3 separate regions of the Homo sapiens genome follow, and all the other regions are linked to region 2. A link is a contact called in ENCODE Hi-C or POLR2A ChIA-PET data. All regions are on one chromosome and are shown on one strand. Each heading gives the region's core, a stretch centred on a gene start or an enhancer-like site at or near the end of the contact. The rest is flanking DNA. Distances are from core to core; before and after follow the strand shown.

Region 1 (3,743 bases), core at 1,185-3,684, 2.6 Mb after region 2:
CACATTGGTATAAAATGCAAGCAGAGGGGAAACAAAATATTTATATGTCAATTACACTTAATGCAATTACAAATAACTGCATTCATTAGGAATCTATAAAAAGGCAAAACCTAAACAATTAGTTATAATACTAAAGTATAATTAGAAGGGTCCAGATACTGGAATAATAGTAGTGGTAGTATAAACAGTATTATAAATAGTCACATAGCTGCCTTGTCCATATAACCTGACGGCACAGTATCAGAAGCCAAGTTTAAACCCTTAACTTCAGATTACTTTGGGGTCGGGGACGAAAAAGGACAATGACCAAGTCTATCTTGGAATCATAGGCCATTGCGCCTAGAATTAACGTTAGGAAACCCTCTCTACCCTTTCCTCACATTACCAAAGAGAAGACTGAGGTTCCCAGAGGTAAAGGGTTAATCCCAACGTGGAGTAGCCAGTGACTGACAGAGCCAGAGTAGGACCCAAGGCTCCTGGTTATGGCCCTGCATGCTTCACCCTCAAGGACCTGCGCCCTCTAGCCTGGCTTTAGATTTTATGAGAACCACAAGGGACTGCAGTGTCTTCCAGCCGTTATTAATTGTCCCTAATCACTTCCAATCAGCTGCACCTAGAGCAAATTGAGGGCCTTTGCTGGTGACCAGAGAGCTCTCTTTATGCACAACAGGGGAGGGCGCCTTTCATGACAAAGCTGCCTCCAACACCATAAACTACCTTATTGGGGAAATGATGCGGCTAGCCCGAAAGGGGGAAGAGATTTTTCAAATTATAATTTTCAGAGTTTGCCTCAGGAAAAAGGCGCCAAACAATTAGTTTCAGGGAGAGAGGTGGCGTGATGAGGTGTGGCACGGGGAAGGGAAAGGGGTTTAGAACTGTGTCCAAGCTATTTAGGAGAGAAAGGGGAGAGTCCCGGGGCTGTGAAAGGGGCGAGGAGGAGAGAGCAGCTGGGCCAGGGCGAGCGTTTGACCACACCCACTAGCCACTCCCTCCCAGCTGCCCGCAGAGCCACATCGAATCGAAACAGCAGTGGCAGCGGCTAAGATTCCGAAGGCAGGAGTCGCCATGGCAACGGGATTCATCTTGCAGGCAACTCCGCTTCGATTCACTGGGTCCTGCTCGAATCTCAAGAAACTACCAGCAAAACGGTCACGGTGGCATTTGCTCTTGATGCTCTCCAGAAAGTGGAGATGAAGGAGAGGGGAATGGAGTTCAGGCATCACTAAATATGTTATGGGGCGAGAGGTAGCTCCGCAAAGCCAGGCCGTGAACAACTTGAGACCTTAGCAGGGTTTGATGAATGAGTAAACGAACAAATGAAGGTACTAGGAAAGGCAAAGAACATCCAGAGGACTGAGAGCTCTGGGCCTCCTGCACGTCTCCACTCAGAGGGCAAGCCGATCACAAGCAGTTGGCTTTCAGAACCAGCTGGGTAAACCCGATTATCCAGCCCTCCTGCCCCACAGCGAGCCTAATCATTAGATTATCCGACACCTCCACCCCCGCGCTACCACCTCCTGGCCCAGGGCTTCAGGGCAGGCGCTTCGCCCCAGCCCAGGTGCTCTACACCAAGGGACCGTGGAGACTGAGATGCGCCCTCCCGAGAGGGACGGGCGGCAAAAGCCCTCTGCGGTGCCTCACAACCGGGTCCGCAGGCGGCGCAGCCTCCCCGGCCGCCAACACCCTGCTCTCCCTCCGCAACGCCCGATTTCCCTTCTCTCTGTTTTGAAACATTTAGGTCCAACTTAGTCTGAATTACAGGCGCTCCGTCCCTTTCGAATGGGGCTGGAAGTGAGGGTGCCAGGGGCACTGGGGGCTCTGCTCGGACGCGAACGGGTACACGAGTCCCTCCTTCCCTGTCGCCACCGCCGTGTCCACCAAGCCTGCCTCGGGGTTCTCCCTCTCGGAGCCGCCGGGCCGGGAGCTCGCGGACGCCGCTGCAGTACCCGCGGCCCCAGCCCCGGGGAGCCTTCAGCAAGGCGGCGAGTGTTACCCCGCCAGCTCCTCGGCCAGCCGGGCGCCTTAGAAAGAAAGGGAGGGACCCCAGTCCTTGGGGGCGTCTTCCTCCCTGCTGCCTCGGTTTGCGTTGCGCTGCAGCCATTTTCCCACCCCCAGCTAGGCAGCCGAGAGCTGTCTCGGTCCCGTTCCCACCCAGACCCAACCTGAAGGACGGGTTTAATATTTACCTACTGGCCCGGGAGCTCCGGGGAGGCAGCAGGAGGGCGCGCCGCGAACCCAGCGCCCAGCCCACGGAAGCACGCCCACCCCCGCACCACTGAGCAGTGCCACTTAATGAATGAGTGCGGCGGGCAAGGAGGAGCGTCCCCCTTACCTGAGCAGCCCCTGCATGCTGGAAAGGCGGCTCTGCACTCTGGGTACAATGGGATCCGGTTAAACAGTTTCCTTCACAGCCGCTCGTAGGTTACTAACTCGCAGGTGACATCACCCTCTCCTCGCCTGATAGGATACAAAGTGGCTCCCACTGCGCATGGACGCTCCGGTCGGGCGCGCAGACTCCTGGGAGTAGTGGTCCCAATCTATTAGCGGAGCCGGGACAGCTTTGCTGTCGGGACTCGCGGAACTACATCTCCCGACACACTCCTCCGCCCTTCTGCCCCGCCTCTTATTCCCGCCCCCTTCAGGACCCGCCCCCTCCCAGCCTTACAGCCTTGCAGTGTTAGCGGTGGTCGTTCCGAAGCCGAGCTGCGGACCGCACGGGAGAGTGGGAGGGCTGCCCTGCGGTCGTGTGTGTTGACTTGACCTCTACTTTGCCCGGCGCGGGCTCTGAAGGATCGGAGAGGTCCGGGGCTCGCGTGGTCCGGCCAGGCTCGCTCTAACTGGTCTTTCTTGGTCCCTGCTGGGAAGGGACGATTAAGACTTTTCTGCCTTCCCCAGGCGTAGCAGCTAATTCAGAGGGCTTACTGTTTTCTGGGTTAAATACGGTCCTCGAATTCTCCCCGCTCAACACTTCCAGAGGATGGGGCGACGCCGGTCCCAAGGCGGAGGAATCTCCTTGTACCCCCTCAATTCACCTTTCTCTTTTCTGCTTCCCGTTTAACGGAGACAAGGTGACCAGGCAGAACGCGGGGAACCACTTAGTCGGCTGAGCTGACAGAATAACGGAGGTTGTCACTACCAGAAGTGCGGTGTGATAGACTAGACAGTCGCCGCAACCCTCCGTCAGGGCGCCTGCTGCTGCTGCAAAGATAATACTATCGTGCAGCCATGCTTTTGTTCATCCCTGCAGCAGACTTCCCGCGCTGGTGGCTCTCCACTCCCAGGAAGAAAACGTCCTTGTCTAAAGTTTTAATAATTGTGTATCTATGTATACACATGTTTTTAAATCCACAACACTCTCACCTCATTTTCCATACCTTTTCAAATATTTTTATAAAGACATTAAACCAAACAACATCGTGCCGTTCAAGAATTGCCCTGCTCTTAACACACCTAAATATTTATTTAAAGGTAAGCAAAAGGTGTGTAGCAGAATTCTGACCCTTTAGGCAGGTTGTATTGTTAATACATAATTTTTTCCGTGGCATTTTTCATTATTCAGTGAATACCAAGTGTCTTTTAATATGAAAAGAATCAATGCATTTAGTTACTCGAGTTGTAAATGTAAATTTTAATGGCATTTGATGTGTCTCAATTCCATATAATGATCAGCTCACACACCCGTTCCACTAGCAAAATCTCTAGAAGACTGTGCATCTTGTGAAAAAAAGGTTCACAATTAAGAT
Region 2 (3,700 bases), core at 848-3,347:
CAACTGTGTTTGCACAAGTACAGTTGAATTTGTGAATACCTCACAGAATGGGAATTAACTGCACCCTTGATAGCAGGCACCATATTCTAGAATATTTATATCACCTAGAGGTCTTAGAATAATATCTTGTACTCACTCAACACTACTCATTGATTGAATGGATCTCCCTGGAAGAGCTAGAAAATGGTTCTGTTCCCCACTTTGTTCCTCTGATCATAATTCTTCTCTAGTCTCTGACACACCTGAAATCCTCTCCACCTTGGATCATGTGTGAGTTGTTTTTGCGCATGCAGAGTGGAAGGCTTTAGGACGGATCAAAGATGAGTCAGATGGGAACCATGCTCTGAAGAAACTAAGAGTTTAGTACGAGGGATAAGACATGCAAAAATTATAAGGTTAAAAAAAGAGAAGTGAGAAAGCTAAAGAGGAAGTGATAAGGAAATTCACAGGAATGATAAATATTTGCAGTTGGGAAAACTCTAAGTAAGAGGCAAAGGCTGATGCAAAGTACCTCCCAGGCTGTATTGGCTCCTTTCTAATTTTCCGTATTTGTAGCTCACTTTCTTTAGGTTTTTGCTTTAATATTCTACCAGCAGATTAGGGAGTCAGGCAACAGTTTATGACTTCTGTCCAGCTTGTTTCTGTACGCCTATGAAAGATTTTGTCATAGCAGTTGTATGTAGAACCGTTTTTAAAAATCCATTTCAGAGGAAATAATATTATCCAGTCATATTTGGAAAGGATCTCTACATAAAACAGGGTTTTTAATGTTAATATTTCAAAGATCTTTAAAATTAGATTTTACTTCACAGAATCCTAATCTACTTGTCTGACTTTACACAGTGTTTCTCTACTTTGTAAAAAGCATGACCCTTTGTGATAAATATTACAGCCCCACCAGCCTGCTCTCTTCTATGGAAAATTGTCCATCTATAATGATTATGCATCCGTAGGACCAAAAGAATTATGGCACTCTCATTAAAGGGCACCTCCCTGATTAGACACGAACACACACACATATGATAAGTGAGGCTACAGATCAGTTTTTATTAGTAAAAAAGTATCTAAAACACCTCAACTACTTTTGAAAAGTGTACCTTTGCTTTCTATAAAATGCTATTTGAGGAAACCACAAACAATGAATTTTCCTGAAGGAAACAAATGAAAATAAAATGTAAAATGTAGTGAGCTGTGGATATGCAGAGGCGAAGTTATTTATTCTAAATACCTGGCTTTGTACTTTATAATACATTGTGCAATCTGAACATACCAATTATTACAGAGATTAAGGCTCCAAGCTTTTTCCGTACTCTATACACTCATCTCCCTTCTGTCCAACAAGATTATCTTCTCCCAAAGGATTCTCAATAGCTGGCATACAATAAAATCAAAACAGTAAAAAGCCCAAAAAACCACCCCCCACAAAACCACCAAAATAAAAACGGCACCAAGTGGGATAAAGTTTCGAGATCCTTAACTAGGCATATCTCAACGTGCTTTATTTAAAATAAACGAACTCTTTGAGTGCCTTAAGAGGAATATATTTAAATAAACATAGAACTCCTCTATTTTTGATTAGATGTCTAATTTTTTTTAAAAAAGTATTATATAACTAACCACTATCCAATCTGTTAGAACTCAACTTTTTCTATTCTACAAAGAAAAAGCTTCATACCCCAAAGCATTTGCTTGGGAATTTCGGGAGGCAGCTCTTCCGCAATACATCAAGTCCCATTCGCCCACGCCCCCCCCATCTAAAAAACAAAGTTTGGGGAAGCACTAGGCTTCCGACTTTGACAAGTCCCAGAAGACAAAGCCCAGGGCTGACCCCCCACGCCTGGCGCCGCCCGTTCGCAGGCCAGGAGCGGCCAGGGCCTCCCGCATGCGCTCCCACACGTACGCGCAGCGGGCAGCAGCCACCCCACAGCGTACACGAAAGTCGCCTTGCGCGGCTGGAGCCCTGGAGCCCACGGCCGGGGCCGCGGGCGGGGCCCGGGACTGCGGTGCTGCGCCCGAGCACGTACTGAGGCGTGGCCTGCCGCGCGCCGGGCGGGGCTCGGGAAGTTTCTCGGGTTGGCTTGGGTTTCGCATCCTCATCATGTAGCGCCAGCCACACCAGGAACAGAAGGGTGCCGGGTACCTTCCGCATGCTTGGTATTCTCCCCGCGGGGCTCTGACCGCTGCCGCTCTCAGGCACCTGTCTTTCCTCTCCGTCCCAGAATGGAGCCAAGACAAGGGAATAAACGAAATTCAATAGTACACGGAGATCGGGTGTCTGGGCAGCGTCTTGGAAAAACTATCCACTACAGGTAAGAATAAAAATTATGTCCAAACCTCTGAAAGGTGTGAACACATCAAAGCTCCAGAAGGCGTTCATAGGAAGGTTTATGGTAAAGTATAACTTTTATCCTACAGGGAGACTATTTTTGTATCGAATTCCACTAATTTCACTATTTCTCTGTAAAATAATCTGGGACGACAGGTTCATCTCTATTTAAAGGAACGAAATGTGAGCAAAGTGGTTAGTGGAAAACTTAAAAAAAAAAAAGTAAAAGTTTTTTTCTTTACATTTTTGTTGGTTCCAGCTGGCAACACGTTTGCAAAGGTTTTATTTAACCAAATCTTAATGTTGAAAAAAAGAAAAAAAGAGGATTCTTTACTCTGCAACTTGTTTTAGGTATTGCTACTTAAACATTTTGAACTTTTAGATTAAGTTTCTACAAAGCGAGTAATTTTAAGTTCATCTTTTCTGTACAGAGGCTTCTAGGAGGAAAATAAGATTTGGAATGATAATCGTGAGGTTATAAAAACTTAAACATATCTATTATGCCATTAAGTCAAAACAGCTCTGGGAAAAAATACCATACATTGATACAGTCTTTTATAGTTTGTGCTTTCCCATTCACTACCTTGTTAATTTGAGTTAATGTCTCCATAACTGGATATCTCAATCTCTAGTTCAAATTCAGAACCCACTAAATGGCACTTGAAAACACTTTTATTCATTTCTATTTATGCCCTGCCACTCCTCTTAGGACATTCCCTCAATGTTATGTGATCTCATTACTTTCAAGTGACATCGGATCCTCAGTTTTCCACACCTCCATTGCCGCCTTCTGTTTGCTATTTAAACAAACAGTTAACAATGGAGAAAAGGGTATGTTCAACTGGATTGGCTAGCACTGCAGGGTGGTTAGCTCCATGGACTTTGGAGTCACTCATGGCCACCTCAAAAGCTCCGAGCCTTAGATCACTTCTTCAAGACTATATACTGTATAGATATACTCCTCCCTTATCTGGTACTGCTATGAATGAACTATATATAGCATTTAGATCTCAAATGAAGATTTACCCAAGCTCTAAAAGTAATAGATGGCAGACCAGAAATGTAAGCTTAAGTCTCCTGACTCTAAAGTCAAACTTAGAACAAACTTGGTTTGTTTTTTAATGATACTGCATTAAAAAAATTAAAATAGCTTTATTCTTTTTCTCCTGTATTTTTATGGAATAGCTACATTTCTTTTATACTCAGAACATACATTCTCATTTTTCTGGGTTATGAGTATAAAAGAAATACAGCTGTTTCATAAAGTAAGGATTATAGTTGCCAGGGTTGGGTTATAAGCCTTGGACAAAACCATTATGAAGAAATTTGTGACGGTGCATAAAATTGGGAAGGGCCAGTTCTGCTATTCCGTAG
Region 3 (3,983 bases), core at 429-2,928, 2.3 Mb after region 2:
AGTTTCCTACATTGTCCTAGCTTTTATCATTTTTGTGGAGGATAAGTGAAAATTTCATCAAGGCTGTCACTGGGCCAATATTTTAGAAACCACTGCATTAAAATTAAGCCCCTGATCTAAAGGCTTAGGGGAAAAGCAGCTATTCCTTACTTAAAAAAACCCCAACAACTAAGAACCTAATACGTTGTCTTTGACCTTATTCACAAGAAATTATGGAAGTTTTCTTCATCAGTGACATCTGATTCCCTTCATTCATTCATTGATTAAAACAAACAAACAGGCTCGGTGAGGTGGCTCACGCCTGTAATCCCAGCACTTTGGGAGGTCGAGGTGGGCAGATCATGAGGTCAGGAGTTCCAGACCAGCCTGGCCAAAATGGTGAAACCCCGTCTCTACTAAAAATACAAAAATTAGCCTGACGTGGTGGCGCGCGCCTGTAGTCCCAGCTACTGGGGAGGCTGAGGCAGGAGAATCGCTTGAACCCAGGAGGCAGAGGTTGCAGTGAGCCGAGATCGCGCCACTGCACTCCAGCCTGGGCTACAGAAGGAGACTCCGTCTCAAAACAAACTGCGGTCTACATGTGAATTAATTTGAAAAATTATGCATCTTTTGACTATTCTTGAACAATCATTTCCCAAATTATTCACGAATTCACAATCTAGACTGCCTGGTCTACAGTGCCTTCTCTCCTTTCACATTCAAGCAGACTTTTTACTTCCTTCTCCTTATGCTGCTGAGAGAAAAAGAGAAACAGCATTGAATAATATTCCTCCAGTTTAATATTTTCGCTTTTAACAAATTTCGGACTTAGCTTTTTAAACCCACTGGCCTCTTTAATGGGCGCTTATTTTTTTTGTAACCAATTGTAATCACAATGTTCTAAATTAATACATGAAAATGAATATTTCAGGTTTTTCAAGAATGCAGAAGGTAAGGAATTGGAAACTTCTGTATGGGCTTTACATCTAGTAGATGCTTAATAAATACACGTGAATATCAATAATCTAAAGTTTCTCAAAATCCAAGGCCTGAAAACCAGTATGATAAACTGAACTGAAATAAACAGCCTATCACTTACTAAGCAAAACCCAGGCTCCAAGCGACTGTTGAATTTCTCCTTTCATTTCCTTTAGCGAACGATGGCTAAAGTTTTAAGATTCCATTTTTTTGCAGCGGTCCTGCCCTTTGTGACGGGCGCTATAAATCTACGTTTGAGGTTGAAGCAGTAGACAAATTATGCAGCAACTTGCTTCTGCTTTACTGTTTTTTCTGCACTATCACCCGCGTTTTCAATTCCGAAGTCAACCCTCAAGCAAGTGTTCCCTCGACATTAAACTAAGGGACTGAAGAGACATTTCGGACCAAACAACAAAGACCTGGCATTTCGCCGCAGACAGCGCGCCTCCCCTAGTAGCCCGTTGCGGACAGACCACCCCAACCCCGCAGGAGTGCGGAGCCCGGCCCGAGGGCGGGCGGGGTCAAGGGGCGAGCCTGCGCCGCCAACCGAAGGCCGCCTACAAAGAGCCGAGCCCGAGGCCAGCCGTGTAGGAAAGTAGTCGGGACTACCAGAAACGCTTCCCGGGATCTTGGCGACCACTCACCCATGGGCCGCCTGAAGGTTTTTTTCGAGAAGCACTAGATCAGCGGATCTGGCAGCTGCACCGAACATCCGGGCCACAGCGAGCTCGGCGGCTCCGCCTCCCGGTAACCCGGGCGACAGCTCCGAAGTTCCTCCCTCGCTTCCGGGTTTAGGCTCCGAGACCCCGCCCCCCGGACGTGGCTGGTTAGCGTCCCGCCCTCCTCCCGCGGAGTCAGTGGGTGAGGGTCGGGCTTGAAGCCATAGCTGCGGGACCGTACTCGTCTCCCCCGACGCAGACCATGGAGAGCGCGCTGGCGGTGCCCCGGCTGCCCCCGCATGATCCAGGGACGCCGGTGCTGTCGGTGGTGGACATGCACACGGGCGGCGAGCCCTTGCGTATCGTGCTGGCGGGGTGTCCGGAGGTGTCTGGGCCCACCCTGCTGGCCAAGCGGCGCTACATGCGCCAGCACCTTGACCACGTGCGGCGACGGCTCATGTTCGAGCCCCGAGGGCACCGGGACATGTACGGGGCGGTCCTAGTCCCGAGCGAGCTGCCGGACGCGCATCTGGGCGTCCTGTTCCTGCACAACGAGGGCTACAGCTCCATGTGCGGCCACGCAGTGCTGGCGCTGGGCCGCTTCGCTTTGGACTTCGGGCTTGTGCCGGCGCCCCCTGCGGGCACCCGCGAGGCCCGCGTCAATATCCACTGCCCCTGCGGGCTGGTGACCGCCTTCGTGGCATGCGAGGACGGCCGCAGCCACGGACCGGTGCGCTTCCACAGCGTCCCGGCCTTCGTGCTGGCCACAGGTAATGGGCGGGACCTTTCCAGCCCAGGGCAGAGCTGCAACCGGGACGCGACTAACTACATTAACGGTTTTTCTGGGCTGGAACTCTGGCAACTAACCTACTCCGCGAAACCTTGCAATTAATAGAAAGGTAAATCACTGCCAACGTGTGTCAGCAGCCTTGCGTATTTGGTGCGTGTAATTTCGATTTTCCCTGACTCCCATCCGCCTGTGGTTTTGGGAGACCCTTGAGGAGCGAGGAATTGCGTGTTACCCTGACTCAGCGCCTCCCTCTGCACTGGTGAGGCATTCCTAGAGATTTCACCGGTGGATAAAGCAAGGTACGGTGGGGTCAAGGAAAGAGCGAAGAACAGCCAATGTACCAGGGTTCCAGGCTGGCTGAGAATATGCTTGGTAGACACAGAATCACACTTAATAAGTTACTAAACCTGGTCTCCTTTCCTCACCTCCCCCACTTCTTTGAAGAATTAAATGAGAATGAATGAACAAAGCAGTTTATAAATCATTAAGATACGAATGTTGCTTTTCTTTAAGAACAGGAACACACATTGCCTGGTTTCAAATCCTGATAACCCCCTAAAGCTGTGCAACCTTAGGCAAATTACTTAATCTCTCTGTGCCTGTGTTTCTTCTTTTCCCTCATAGAGTTTTTTTGTTAGGATTAAATGAGAGTATGCAAGATACTGTATTCCTGGAGATAGATTGCAAGGTTTATATGATCGCTAAAGTTCCCTAGGCCTATTGAGCCATTAAAAGGTTTTGCTGGATTCTCTAGTACAGATCCTTGTACAGCTTATCATGTAAAGCAGGGCATCTCTATAACCATAACCCTTACAGGAGGGATGACCTGGCAAGCTGGCATCTGGTTTCTCATCAGACTACTACCTCCCAGGAGCTGAATTCTATCAGTAAGAATGCTTTAGTCATTGTGACTGGAAGTGAGCCAGGAGCCAGTTTACCAGGAATAGAGTTATCCTTTTCTTAAAAATCTTCAAGCCATGCAAATCATCTGTTAGAAAGTTGGACCTTGATTCCCCCTGAAGAACTAGGTTTCAGATTAGCCTGATTATGAATGATAACTGATAGAACAGGCACTTTTAGAGCAACCTTAGGCAGCTGAAATCCACGAGTTAACGAAGAATGCCTCTGGAGAAATTGATGCCATTTTCCCAGAGAATGGTGTCACTTCCAGACTGGGAGGCCACTTGAGGGAGACAGAATTTATGTTTACGATTCCATTTTTAAAACCTCAACAGTTTAACTAGCGTGGCTACCAGAATTCCCCCTAGGCAACTCCAGCAGCAGAGTAGAAACACTCTAGACTTCTGTAGGAAATGGCAGCTGGCAGCAGGAACACAAACTACATCTCATTTCTGGGTCAGTTAGGGCAGGGTCAGTCAACCACTTGACCTCAGTAGTTCCTCTCAGTAGTTCCTGAGAGCATCACTGTATGACAGTACAATGATTAGTGGGCATTAATGGTCACTGAGTTAAGAAAATGAAATGCTATATTCTCTACTTTGAAAAATGCATACAAGGCAGACATAGTGTTCAAGGTCACTGCCCCACCTCTCCCCATCTCAGTGACCTTGTGCTAG

What was found. A loop is a pair of places that touch in the nucleus more often than their neighbours do. ChIA-PET counts read pairs that join two places held with the same protein, here RNA polymerase II (POLR2A). Pooled maps may share reads with other maps.
Region 1: a loop to region 2 is called in a pooled map, with 4 times the contacts of the local background. The contact joins the promoter of DAAM1 here to the promoter of HIF1A-AS3 in region 2. A Hi-C loop is called at or near these places in 1 of 168 maps with a recorded cell type or tissue (CD4-positive, alpha-beta memory T cell) and 7 of 50 pooled maps. POLR2A ChIA-PET finds 5 or more read pairs at or near these places in 1 of 52 experiments (OCI-LY7).
Region 3: a map of naive thymus-derived CD4-positive, alpha-beta T cell shows a loop between it and region 2 (30-fold over the local background). The contact joins the promoter of JKAMP here to the promoter of HIF1A-AS3 in region 2. A Hi-C loop is called at or near these places in 2 of 168 maps with a recorded cell type or tissue (both naive thymus-derived CD4-positive, alpha-beta T cell) and 10 of 50 pooled maps. POLR2A ChIA-PET finds 5 or more read pairs at or near these places in 1 of 52 experiments (activated CD4-positive, alpha-beta T cell).

The regions. Positions count from the first base shown.
Region 1 is chr14:59,187,358-59,191,100 of GRCh38, reverse strand. It overlaps DAAM1 (dishevelled associated activator of morphogenesis 1), which reads right to left and starts at 2,434. Exons shown (of 25, transcript NM_001270520.2): 1 at 2,333-2,434. RefSeq lists enhancers at 802-851, 1,282-1,441, 1,152-1,911, 2,692-2,931 and silencers at 1,802-2,021, 2,082-2,221.
Region 2 is chr14:61,749,494-61,753,193 of GRCh38, reverse strand. HIF1A-AS3 (HIF1A antisense RNA 3) reads left to right here and starts at 2,097. Exons shown (of 3, transcript NR_144368.1): 1 at 2,097-2,309. RefSeq lists a silencer at 1,766-2,075.
Region 3 is chr14:59,482,212-59,486,194 of GRCh38, reverse strand. It overlaps JKAMP (JNK1/MAPK8 associated membrane protein), which reads right to left and starts at 1,678. Exons shown (of 7, transcript NM_016475.5): 1 at 1,602-1,678. The coding sequence starts at 1,605. It overlaps L3HYPDH (trans-L-3-hydroxyproline dehydratase), which reads left to right and starts at 1,787. Exons shown (of 5, transcript NM_144581.2): 1 at 1,787-2,386. The coding sequence starts at 1,879. RefSeq lists an enhancer at 1,433-1,712.